2 separate regions of the Homo sapiens genome follow, and region 2 is linked to region 1. A link is a contact called in ENCODE Hi-C or POLR2A ChIA-PET data. All regions are on one chromosome and are shown on one strand. The core of a region is the stretch at or near the end of the contact, and the rest is flanking DNA. Distances in the headings are between cores, read along the strand shown.

What was found. A loop is a pair of places that touch in the nucleus more often than their neighbours do. ChIA-PET counts read pairs that join two places held with the same protein, here RNA polymerase II (POLR2A). Pooled maps may share reads with other maps.
Region 2: a map of B cell shows a loop between it and region 1 (5-fold over the local background). The contact joins two enhancer-like sites. A Hi-C loop is called at or near these places in 2 of 168 maps with a recorded cell type or tissue (B cell and Caco-2), 10 of 37 single-sample maps with no recorded cell type and 4 of 50 pooled maps. POLR2A ChIA-PET finds 5 or more read pairs at or near these places in 7 of 52 experiments (B cell, GM12878, WTC11 and 3 more).

The regions. Positions count from the first base shown.
Region 1 is chr6:157,460,018-157,466,518 of GRCh38, forward strand. All of the region lies in intron 1 of ZDHHC14 (zDHHC palmitoyltransferase 14), which reads left to right. Among named protein-coding and RNA genes, the nearest start is that of MIR3692, 66 kb to the right of the region's middle. RefSeq lists enhancers at 1,635-1,694, 4,329-4,829, 4,830-5,330, 6,165-6,501. Within about 2 kb of position 1,539, at least 9 of the 41 ENCODE cell types and tissues checked have a DNase peak (open chromatin) inside an H3K27ac peak, as active enhancers do; they include B cell, where a contact is called at or near this core.
Region 2 is chr6:157,611,072-157,617,175 of GRCh38, forward strand. All of the region lies in intron 3 of ZDHHC14 (zDHHC palmitoyltransferase 14), which reads left to right. Among named protein-coding and RNA genes, the nearest start is that of MIR3692, 85 kb to the left of the region's middle. RefSeq lists enhancers at 4,958-5,459, 5,460-5,959. Within about 2 kb of position 2,265, at least 10 of the 41 ENCODE cell types and tissues checked have a DNase peak (open chromatin) inside an H3K27ac peak, as active enhancers do; they include B cell, where a contact is called at or near this core.

The sequences.
Region 1 (6,501 bases), core at 289-2,788:
CCTGGCCAACATAGTGAAACCCTGTCTCTACTAAAAATACAAAAAAAAAAAAAAAAAAATAGCCAGGTCTAGCTACTTGGGGGGCTGAGGCAGGAGAATCGCCTGAACCCGGGAGGCAGAAGTTGCAGTGAGCCGAGATTGCGCCACTGCACTCCAGCCTGGGCAACAGAGTGAGACTCCATCTTAAAACAAAAACAAAAACAAAAAACAAAACAAAACAAAATGTAAAAAATTAGCCAAGCATGGCGGTGTGCACCTGTACTCCCAGCTACTTGGGAGGCTGAGGTGGGAGGATTGCTTGAGCCCATGAAGTTGAGACTGCAGTGAGCTATGATCACACCACTGCACTCCAGCCTGGGCAACAGAGCCAGACTCACTCTCTCTCTGGAAAAAAAAAAAAAAAAAAAAAAAAAAAAAAGAGTCATTCCTATGTTGTGCATATCTTTCTGTGTCTGCTTCTCCAAAGAGTGCTGTTGATACCCACATAGGTATTCTTGAATTCCTATGACAAGGAGTTCTGAAGAAGCTCGCTGCCTGAGTAATAAAACAATAGACTCTCCATGTAGGAAAGGAATCATTTAGATGACCTCAAATCCAATTTCCCATATGCCATGCAGGAATTCTTCTGTAGGAAAGCTTCTCAGAAGTCTGGAATGTGTGTCATTTTAATCAAGAGTTGCAGTTCTTAGTTGTACCCTTAAGTTATATGGAGGCAGAAATAATGTGACTAACACTGGGCCCCGTGTGGAAACATCCCCCGTTTGCTTATGGCTGGGGATGGGTTAGAGACAGCAGGCGAGGAGGGTTTCCCTGAAGATGCAGGGGTGCAGGCCGATGTGGGCCTTCTTACACGGTCCTAGGCCCAGTTGTGTTTCTCCCTGCTAGCACGGGTTGGCAACAGGAGACACCCAGATCATCCCTTTATCTATTTTTTCCTGTATAGGACAATGCATAAAGCATGCATGTGCTCGAGAAGGCTTCCTTTTCCTGACTGGCAGCCACAGCAATTGGCATAGCAAGCAGCAAAGTAAGGCCTGGTTAAAATGCACATGCAATTCATAGCGGGGCCTCTGATGTCATTGCTGTGGACTTTTGTTTTTAGAACCTGAAAAACACACGTCCTCCAGGGGCCTGGGAAATTCCCAGGTGGCCACCACCGTAAACAGTATCTCATTGAGTTTGACTAAACTGTGGCAGGAGTTCACGCTTCTAACCACCACTGATACAAGGTGAGAAGGGGTCGGCATGGGGAAAGATGCCTTTGAAAGGCCATCTGTGGGCAAAGTCTCGTGCCCCTCTGTGAATGCATTTGATGTAAATTTTTGTTCCTCTTGGTTGAATAAATATTGTTACTAAAAATAGCTTTAAAAGGACATCAGGATACAGCTGGAGCAAGACAAAGGAAGCAGGGCAGATTGCTGTGGGTTTTGGAACTTTGCTTTCCTGAACGCATTGTACGTGTACAGTCCGTTACGGCCCAGCCCCATCACTCATGTCATTCCCAGAGGCAAAGGCATTTGGATTAGTGAAATGCAGCCTCCCTAGTCCTGCCCCTGAGTTCCTAGTTATCTCTGTAACAGCAGCTACACCTTGGGTTAGGGTCTTGAAGTTAGCAGCCTCCGCCCCACCCTGATAGACAGACATATTCTCCTTCTAGATAGGAAATAAAAAGCAGAGGATGCCTGTTGGAGAACAGAGCTGGGCAGCAGAGGGTGGGCAGGTGGCAATGTGGTGATACCCTCTCCACCCTGTGGGGGACGCCAGTTCCTGCACTTCCCATCCAGCCGCTGGGTGCACTGCCACAGTCACGGCTTGCAGAATGAAGGATTTATTAGTCATGGAAACTGGCCTCGGAGCACCGTGCCCCCACTAGAGGCACAGCGGTTCTGGGTCTTGAGATCCTCATACACTAAAGGTCTGCCACAAATTTAGGATCATCTTCATGCTTTGTAAAAAAATTTTTTAAACCCCTGTTGGGTCAGATCCTGGTCTATCATGCGACGGTGGCACCAGAGGGGGCTCTGCAGGGGGCATCAGACAACCTCATTTCCCTTAATACAACTCACTATAGATCTGTGAGTTCACATAGTTTCTGAGCTTATTTATAGTTTCAGCCTCTTCAGTGTCCTCTGTGTTGTCATGAATTTTCCACCATCGTGTAAAGTTAGCTCTTTTTCTTACTTACCCTGAATCTGCCTCCTTCAGTTCAAAGTGGTCTCCTTAGCTCTGGGGTTTCAGAGTTGACGGACATGCCTGTTCACCCTTTCTATTCTTTTCCAGTATATTTTCTAGTGAGATTCACTGTAGGTTTCCACAAGATGAACACTAACTGGAGCGATGAGTGCCTTGTGGATCCTTCAAGGATTTCAACAGCAAAGTTACCTCGAGCCATAAGCCTGCATTATGTTCTGACTTATAAGAAAAGCGATTTTTCTTTCTCTTTGTTGTCATGGGGCTGTCTTCCACCACATTAGGCAAAAAAAGTAGTGCAGTGCCTTGTTTTCAGAGCTTCTGCTGACAAATGAAGATTCCGAGGACTTTTGGGTTAGGCAAAGAAATGTGGTATTCTCTGGCTTCAGAGGATCTCTTTGAGAACCTCTTTGGAGGAGAATGCCTATCCCTGCTTTGCATTATAACTCTTAGAAACAAAAATTATTGTGTTTATAAATCTTCCCTTAGCTGTCTGCTCCTTAAATCGGCTCCTCACAAAGTGGGAAAAGAATCCAGGGTTCTCTGTTTGAAGTGCCCAGCCCAGTGCCCCCCAGCCCTGGAGGGCCTGGCGGGGGCCTCTTCCTGCCCTTCACTGCCTTTTTTCATGGCTGTCTCTGCAGACTCAGCTGAAGTTACCCATTAAGGGGGCTGGATGTTGTGTCGAACAGTACAGTGGTGGTTAATGCTGTTTAATTGTTTAACTGTGACCCTCACAGAATTACCAAGAATAAAATACTGCTGTTTCATTACCAATAAAATTTCCTAAAAGTGCATAAAGATAATTGTAGCTAGGAGTCAGTCTCTTTTCCAGAAAGATTCTTATGTCGGCTGAGTTCAAGTAGGTAGGTGCATGTTATATAGAAAGTTTATTACACGAGTTGTTGGCTATTCAGACATGCACGTGAGGCAGCTGGAAATGAGATCCTTCCATGGGAAATGCTTAGTTTGGAAAATGAAGACCTGAGAACATAAGAAAATAGAAATGTCACAGCCTGTTGTTTCTGTTGTCTCTTCGGTGTTTGGAACATGGCATAGAACAATTGAAATTGGTTTTTCAATAGAAACAATTGAATAGTCCAGATTCATTATTTTTTCCCCTCTTGCTATAAATGAAGATTTATGCAAAATAATCACATTCTCTTTTCCTGCCTATTCTAATGAGCTATTATTATTATTTTAAGACCTCCAGAGGTCTTAAAAGCACCCCAAAATGTGTAGCCCTGCCCCTATACATTTGTATATCCATAGCAGTGCTGTGCTCTCTATCACCCCCAACTCTTCACCAGAGGGGTTGACAGTGACTGAGCCTACAGGAAGAATCATCAGAAAGGAATGTAAGACAGCAGCTCCATCCAGTATTCCCACCTGAAGAAGGTCTTGCCAGGTTAAGATGGCTATTGTGGATAATATACTCTTAGATATAAAATAATTCTCAAGCTAAGCAGATGGTGCTGGCACTTCGTCCCAATGTCTCCCCGCTTTACCTTTCATTAGTCAGATCTGAAAATTAACACCAGCCGGCACAGTGGTTCACATCTGTAATCCCAGCACTTTGGGTGGCTGAGGCAGGCGGATGACCTGAGGTCAGGAGTTCGAGACCAGCCTGGCCAATGTGGTGAAACCCCATCTCTACAAAAAATACAAAAATTAGCCAGGCATTGTGGCTCATGCCTGCAGTCCCAGCTACTCAGGAGGCTGAGGCATGAGAATCACTTGAGTCCAGGAGGTGGAGGTTGCAGTGAGCTGAGATTGCATCACGGCACTCCAGCCTGGGTGACAGAGCAAGATTCTGTCTCAAAAAATAAAATAAAATAAAATAAATTAACACTAATGATGAAACTTTTAAAAGTTGTAGTAAGCAAAGGTAAAAACATAAGCTGTAATAGAAGTTCAGTCCATGTTTAAGTATTTAATCGTGACAACTACATGTATATGTTGAAAATCCTTCTTTAACCTTAGAGTTCTGAAGTTTCTAGAGGTTGGATGGAATTGCTTCCTGCTCTTGAGAAGACTACAACCTGAAATATTCCGTTTGCATGTATATTTTAATACACATACTTTGATAACCTTGTTCTTAAATATATATGCTGAATAGTATCTTTCATCTTAGGACTTTGAAATAATTCATTTATTTGCCTTTTCTCCTCTGACTAAAAAGAGTTATAGTTCATAGTTTCCTCATTCATTCAGACCAGGACTTATTAAATTAGATAATTCCTGATTAGATATTCTATTTCTTAGCTGTGTACATAGTAGGTATTCAGTAAATATTATTGACTTATTTAATGGTTACTTGTGCTCTTCAAATTACACCTGTATATTATGAAGTAGATTTTAGGGTGAATGTATGGGAAGCTATCATTGGTCCAGATTAACTGCTTTTCCCTCTTGTAAATGAATCTATGAAAATTAATCACTTTCTCTTTTCCTGCCTATTCTAATGATCTATTATTGTCTTTAAGCCACCCCAAAACTTAGTGACCCGAAGCAAATTTTGTTCTACTATCTCCTGGTTCTGTGGGTTGACTTGGTTCAGCTGGGCGTTGTCTGGTTAGGCCATTTCATGCAGCTTCTGCCTGATCCTGGCTGCCAGGGCCGTCCGCCCTTGGCTGCCTCCCTCACAAATCTCTCTCGTACGTAGCTGTGACCAGAGCAGCTCAGGGCGGGCCAGCTGTGGCTTCGTCGCAGCAGGGTGGTCTTGGGTAACCAGCCTCTAGGGCCAGTGTTCCAAGAAACCAAGACCAAAGCTGAGCCAGCCTTGAAAGACCCAGGCTTGTGCTTCTGTCACATGCAAGTTCTGGGAGCAGCAAAGAATTTGCAGCCATCTAACCTACCCTGTGACATTCTAAAAAGCAGCGTGTTTTTTTCTCTTTCTCCTTTTTTTTTTTTTTTTTTTTTTTACATTTTAATGGTTGTTTATTGGGTTGAACCAATGAAAAAAAAAGATTTAATTTTCTTTTTAGAAAAACACAAACATGTTCAGTTCTCCTGTTGTGCCATTACATTTTAGATTGTGTTAGTTTCAGATTATACTTAACTTGTCATAAACCAAGTAGAGTACATTTAGGTGCCTACTCTGAAACTAAAAACATCTTAATTTTGTGGTTCTGACTCACTGTTATTTATGAGAGCTTTTCTGAGAATTGTCTCCTTGAGATCAGATCCCTTGGGGGACAGAAAGTCCCTACTGAGTGTGGTAAAAATGCCCAAGCCCATTAAAACAATGGCCACCCCCATAACAATGCATTCTCCCCAGGAACCACACAAAACGGGAAATGAAATAAAATGGATGACTTAGAGTCTTCTTTCCTAGGGAGTCTGGATTGAACCATGGCATCTGGATAGTTAATGCCGTTCTATTTAGCAAGAGATGCTAAAAAAAAAAAAGAAATCTTCAAGGTCAGTCTTCTGTGTAGTGCCATGAGGCTCTCGTTAAAATGTCACGTACCAGGAGATTCTACCCCTGAGGGCAGGTTGGCCTCTGTGCCTTGGTCACTCTCCAGAGGTCTGAACTTGGTAGAGAGAGGTGGGGGCTGGGCGCGATAGCTTATGCCTGTAATCTCAGCACTTTGGGAGGCTGAGGCAGGTGGATCACCTGAGTCCAGGAGTTCAGGATCAGCCTGGCCCACACGGCGAAACCCCGTCCCTACTAAAAATACAAAAATTAGCCGGGCATGGTGGCGGGTGCCTGTAATCCCAGCTACTCGGGAGGCGGAGACACGAAAATCACTTGAACCCGGGAGGCGGAGCTTGCAGTGAGTCGAGATGGTGCCGCTGCACTCCAGCCTGGGCGACAGAGTGAGATTCTGTCTCAAAGAAAAAAAAAAGAGAGAGAGAGATATGGGAAGATAGGCATCTCGCAGGCGGGCCCCACAGCCTGAGAATTTCTTCTACCTTGGCCTGATCCTCAGCTGCCTCTCTGAGCGCACTCATGCTTCTCTAGGGAGGACTGGAGAGGGCCCCTGTGGCTTGCTGTGATGCTGGCTTACCTCTCCCTGGGTAAGTGCAGCTGCCAGCAATGCTGGTTCCCATGGCAATGCAGGGCCCCAAGTGCCATGCAGCAAGGACAGCTCGGTGCGTGCTGTACAGGGCCATCTGCTCCACAGTAGCACCCTCCCATTGACAGGATCACAGCCCATACCTGCGTCCCTGGCCATTGTGGATTCCCAGGGTTTAGGACTGTGCTTGGCACACAGGAGGCACTCAGGAATATTTGTTGACTCAGCAGTAAATGCAGAAATCAAATATGTGTTATTTAAAAAATTGAATTAGTTGTAAAAACCAAAATAA
Region 2 (6,104 bases), core at 1,015-3,514, 150 kb after region 1:
TGATGCAATCTCCACCTCCCGGGTTCAAGCCATCCTTCTGCCTCAGCCTCCCCGAGTAGCTGGGGCTATAGGCACGCGCCACCATGCCCAGCTAATTTTTGTATTTTTAGTAGAGACAGGGTTTCACCATATTGGCCAGGTTGGTCTCAAACTCCTGACCTCAGGTGATCTGCCCACCTCGGCCTCCCAAAGTGCTGGGATTACAGTCATGAGCCCCCGCGCCTGGCCAATATGTGTACTTTTAAAAAGTGCTTTGATAGAGGATTCTGATGTAAAATAATGCGTCTAACGTAAATTTTTTAAGGTATCACGTCTTTTTTATTCTGTGCATTTATTTAGAAACTGTTTATGACAAAAGAGTGAGATTACATGTCTAATACAGTTTTTTGGAGAGAGCATCCCTGGCCAATAGGAAAGCTTCAACAACAGAATTTCTGGGGCCTCCCGGGCACATTTTCATCCTGTTCTGGCTTTGTCAGTGATACTCAACTGCAGTGTCAGTGCCCAGTGCAAAGAGACCTTCTTCCAAGGCAAAGGTAGATGTGTGCCTGCAGGTTGGAGACGATCCAGCAAGGGAGGGTGGACTCTGGCCAAGTGCTCACCTTATTTCTGCCTGGAATTGTCAAACTGCAACTTAGCTTGAAAAATATATTTCTTCCATACCCAGAAAAGCCACAAGCGATTGCTTCATGAAAGTCTGTCTCTGTTCATCTGACTTTCCCTGTTTGTGCATCTTTTTGACCGGCTCCGTCCCTTTTGTGTGTGTGTGGTTCTTGGCTTTGTGGCTCTGACGAGTGTGTGTTTATACCTGTGTCTTGCTCCTTTTGCCTTCCGGAGTCTCTCTTTCTGCCAGGCTTATGTCTCTAGCTCAGACCTCTCCTCAGAGCTCCAGACATGCATATGCAGCTTCCCGCTGGACATGTCCACTTGGGGAGATAAAAGCACCCCAAATCATCTTTCCCCAGTGACCCCCCACCTTGCTGAGGGCCAGCCCCATTCACAGGCTACACAGACGTGAGGGTCCTACCGACTCCTTTCTCTGCCACACCCTGCTCACCTAATCCATCACCAGGCTCTGTACAGTTTGCTTACTAGGTGGATCCCAGCTTAAACCACTTCATCCCTTTCCTTCTGTGCACTGCCTCGGCCAGCTGCAAGCCGCCATCATCTCTCACTTTAACTGTGCAAAGGTCTCTCGGAGGACACCCACCATCCACTCTGCTCCTCATCTAATCCAGCCTCTATGCTGACATCAGAGTGACCGTTTCCAAACAGAATCTCATCACTATGGGAAGGAGGCCAAAATCCTTAACCTAGTATACAAGACCCACCTCTCTCGGCTTGCACCGTAGTCCTGCATGCCACCTGGGCTCCAGCCCCGAGGTCTCCTCTGGTTCCTCTCTGTTAATTCCTGCTCATCTTTCAGGGAGATGTTCAGGCGTGGGCTCCTCAGGGAAGCCTGCCACTGCACACACTTCCCATAGCTTTCTGTATGCTTCCTTCATAGCTCTGACCAGGGTTGTCATGGTATACACTGGGGATGTGTGGACTCGAGTGGCCGATGTCTCTGCCCACAGTTGGGTAAGCTTCAAGAGGCCAGGCCTGTGTCAGTTTCCCTTACTGTATTCCCAGCAGCCAACTCCTTGACTGGCATGCAGCTGCTCAGTTAGTATTTACTGAAGGAGAGAAGGGAGGGAAGAAGAAAAAGAGAATTTGATGCTCCTCTTGCTGTATCTACCTTCATGTCTCCATCGTAGTCTTCTCTCTTAGAGAAAAAAAAAAAAAGTATATTGCTTTTTTGGCCCTATGATGAGGTTAGTGTTCTCAACTGGGGGGAAAAAAAAAGCCTCGGGCACCCAATCTAAACTAAATGAAACCCATATCCTTCACCCTCAAACCTACCAGAAGCACAAATTTTAAAATGTCAGACTCCAAGAGAAATGATCATTTAAAAAAAATTAAGTCTGATCAAGAGCTAGTAATCCTTGCACAGTTCTGGGAGGGTGGAAATGCCATCACTGAAAATGACTCATGGTGTCTTTAGGTCTGTGACTGACGCAACCTACACGTGTATTTATCTACTCAACAGATATCGGAGGGCCTCACGTGTGCCTCCTACAAATTCGAATAAAACAGTAGCTTTCAAACTTTTTGTGTTTTACAGCAACTCACAGTAGGAAATACATTTTCTACTGGGATCCAGTGCACAGAGATGCACATAAAAGGCATGAAACAGTGCTTGCCTTTCTCAACAGAAGATGCCTTGATACTTTCTATTTTATTGTTTGTTTTTAGTGCTGGTCATGACCAGCTAAATCAATTTCATGACTCACTATTTGATCACAACCCTTAGTTTAAGAAATCCTGGAATAAAGCGTAATTAGAGTAGCTCCTTCTGAGTAGGCCAAGGATTCCATTGACTTATGCCGGGGTTAGCCCAGGGTGTCAGCCTGCCTGGGGCTGGGATTTTAGGTTGTATACCTCCGGGACCCTGGGGATGGCACATTTAGCATGCCACACGATAGGCACCTGTTGGCCTGCCTTCTTAGAACAGCTCAGTTTTAAATTCTGGTTGAAATAAATCATTTCAAGCAGCCTTGTTGGAGCAGTAGGCAGCCCATCCATCTCATCATCTGAAATAAGTTATTTCAGTTTCTGTGAACTAACCTGATAGGTCATCCATTCTTAACCTGGGGCCTAGGAATAGGCTTCGGGAAATTGTACCTAAAATGTGTGAGTGCACGAGAGTGAAGGGATCCATAGCTGTCATCAGAGTTTTAAACCAGTAAGGAATGAAAAAAAAAGTCTAAGAACGGTTGCCCTGGAGGCTATAAACAGTTTCTGATACTCTTGGAAAATAGTATTGAAAGGGCTGACAGTTTTAGTGTTTGCTGACTCTTCCTCTCGTGGTCTCCCTGATATTATATCCTTCTTCCTTGGTAAACTTGTTCCCATCACACCTTCACCCAGTCAGCCTCGCCCAGGCTAGAAAATGGCAGCTCTTGGCAAGCCCCCCCACCGCTGGCTGGTGCACCTGGGTGAAGACACCGCAGCTCTTGGTAGGGGGGATGGGGGGGCGGGGAGTGCAAAAGGCCAGGACCCAAGTTCAAGTCCTGTGCCATAGAGTCCTACATCCCATCAACAGTGCCCCACTGTGTGGTGTTTCATAAGGGAGCAGCCCCACCTCCAGGAACTTCACTCACAGCTGCTCACAAAAATTACAGTCAACTTTACCACATTTACTAGCTGACTGATTTACAGTCAACTTTACCACATTTACTAGCTGACTGATTTTTTTTTTTTTTTGGTTGATGTAAGCAGTGATCCATTTTAGAAAATGAAAAGTAATGAGGAAACTCAATATATAAAACAGACATAGGTCTAACTGCTGTAGTTCAAGGGGAAGAAAAGCCCCAAGGCTCTCCATAGAGAAGGGGCTGTTGACTAGGCCTTAACTCCGAGGAAATCACAACTTCCTCACTGTGTGATGTTCTTAGAAAAACTCTCTATAAATCCTCTCAGAAAACCCCATGGAATCGCTAGACATCGATCTGCCACAAATGGGAAAATCACATTCCCAGGCCGTAACACTATGGCAGTTAGCAGGGCCGGGGTCACCAGTGTGTGACCTGCTTCCTCACACGGGGCCCCAGATGGACTTCGTGTTCTGCTCTCTCCAGCTTGAAACTCTTCATGTTTTTTTTTTGTTTTTTTTTTGAGACAGAGTCTCACTGTGTCACCCACGCTGGAGTGCAATGGTGCAATCTTGGCTCACTGTAACCTCTGCTTCCCAGGTTCAAGCGATTCTCATGCCTCAGCCTCCCAGCTAGCTGGGATTACAGGTGCCCGCCACCACACCTGGCTAATTTTTGTAATTTTAGTAGGTGGGATTTCACTATGTTGACCAAGCTCGTCTCAAACTCCTGACCTCAGGGGATCCACCCACCTCCGCCTCCCAAAGTGCTGGAATTACAGGCATGAGCCACTGTGCCCGGCCAATTCTTAATGATTTTTAAGCAGCTGCCCCAAATTTTCATTTTGCCACGGGCCCCCGACATTCCATAGCCGGTCCTAACTGGTAGAACTTTGCCTGTTCTTTTGAGTGCCTTTGTTGAGAAAAGTAATTAAGGACCTGCTGACTGGACTGCAGTGACTCAGTGAAGTGCTTGCAGCTTTATGTGAACAACAAGAAACAAAAACAGCACACTGTATTTAGAGCTCCAGACGTCTGTGCGGACCCAAGTCTGCTGGCAGGGGTATTGATGTCGTACTTCGTCATTTCTGAGTGCCATTAGAGCCACCAACCTGTTCTGGGCCTAGGCTGGGTCTGTAAGCGCCCCTGTTCTCGTAAATACTTTATTTGTAGAGTTCCTGCTGCTGGGCTGGCCAGCACTTCCTCATTGTGTGAAATGTGTAGACACAATTGACTTCAGTTCTTGAAAAGTTTTATTTAGCTATGGAATCGTAGTATTTGAGTTGGAAATAACCTTTTATAGCATATCCGACTTGCTGAGGCCCAGAAACTGTGCACATCATATCACTAGGCAAAAGGCCAGGACCCAAGTTCAAGTCCTCTGCCGTAGAGTCCTACATCCTGCCAGCAGTGCCCATCATGTGGTGTTTCATAAGGGGGCAGCATCGCACCCTAGGAACTTCACTCAGAGCTGCTCACAATAATTACAGTCAACATTTGCCACATTTACTAGCTGACTGCATTTTTGTTTTGTTTTGTTTTGTTTTGTTTTGGTTGTTATAAGCAGTGATCCATTTTAGAAAATGAAAAATAATGAGGAAACTCAGTATATAAAACAGACATAGGTCTAACTGCTATAGTTCAAGGGGAAGGAAGAAGAGGTGAGAGAGGGGGCCAGAGGCCTGCCCAGCACCCAAGGAGCTCAGCTTGGAAACCCAGACCTCAGAGCACTCGGTTCTGCAGACACATTGGGGGTGCAGCCAGTGACAGGAGAGTGGGGCGCCAGCAGCATTAGGAACCACCCAGAGACTTCAGGCAAGAGGCTCCTGAGATGTCATTTGCACTGGAAGGCCCTGTTGGCAACAGTGTGGGGGACACATAAGGGGGGTGTCCAGGAAGATGTGACAGCGGCTCCTGCAAGAGGGGACAAGAGCCGGCACAGTGCAGTGGCCTTCAGACACTGGGGAGCAAGACAGGAGAGATCAGAGAGACCATGACCACCTCCTGCTGACCACCTGGATGTGAGGGATGAGGGGGCAGAGGGCATGAAATAAATGGGTTCCCCATGGGGGATGCCACTAGCAAAGAAGAGGCAGCTTGTGAGGAGGAGAGATTGCAGGGAGCTTGATGACCAGAGCTTGGGACCTGCGGAAGGGGAGGGCCCGTGGGACAATTAGGTCCACAAGTGTCCAGGGGGTCAGCTCACCCCAGGGAGATGCCAGGCCCAAGGCTGGAGCTGGACACTACAGAACCCACAGGCACCCTAGAGGACGAGCGGCCCTGTGCCCAGCAGGAAAGGCTGCCAGGCCACTCCACTCCCAGGTGCACCCTCCCTGACCTGAGTGTGTACCGTAGACCAGACCTCGAACTGAAGGGACAGAGGGATTGTGGAATCTCAGATGTATGCCCTAAAATCCCAACCACACACGAGGCAGGAGGAACAGATACTTCGGGGGGATCAGACGTCCGGGTGCAGGGACAGTGTGCCATGAGAATGTTGGGAGACCCTACAGATGATGTCTGGGTGTCAAACGCCCCTTCTGCACACCTGAGAGTCACTTTGCTTCTGTTCCATGTTAGGCAAATCGGGATGGTCAGGACTGTCCCAAGAGAACCAGACTGAGCCACAAGGACCTCTGATGGGGAGTGCTGGACCCTGGGGTTCCCTTGGCCCCCAGATCTCAGATTATGGACCATCAGAGCAGGAATGCCCTAGGGGTCTTCTGACCATCACTCACCTTTTAGAGGCGGAAAGCCAAGCACCATCGTGAATATTACAAGCATGAATGGCAGCCTCATGGAAAGAACCCTCCAGGTGAATCTGAGCATATACAGGGGAACACCTGTTCCTCTTACCTCATATAACAGGCATTAGTGACAGTCACGAGACACTGCAGTATGTATATCTTTT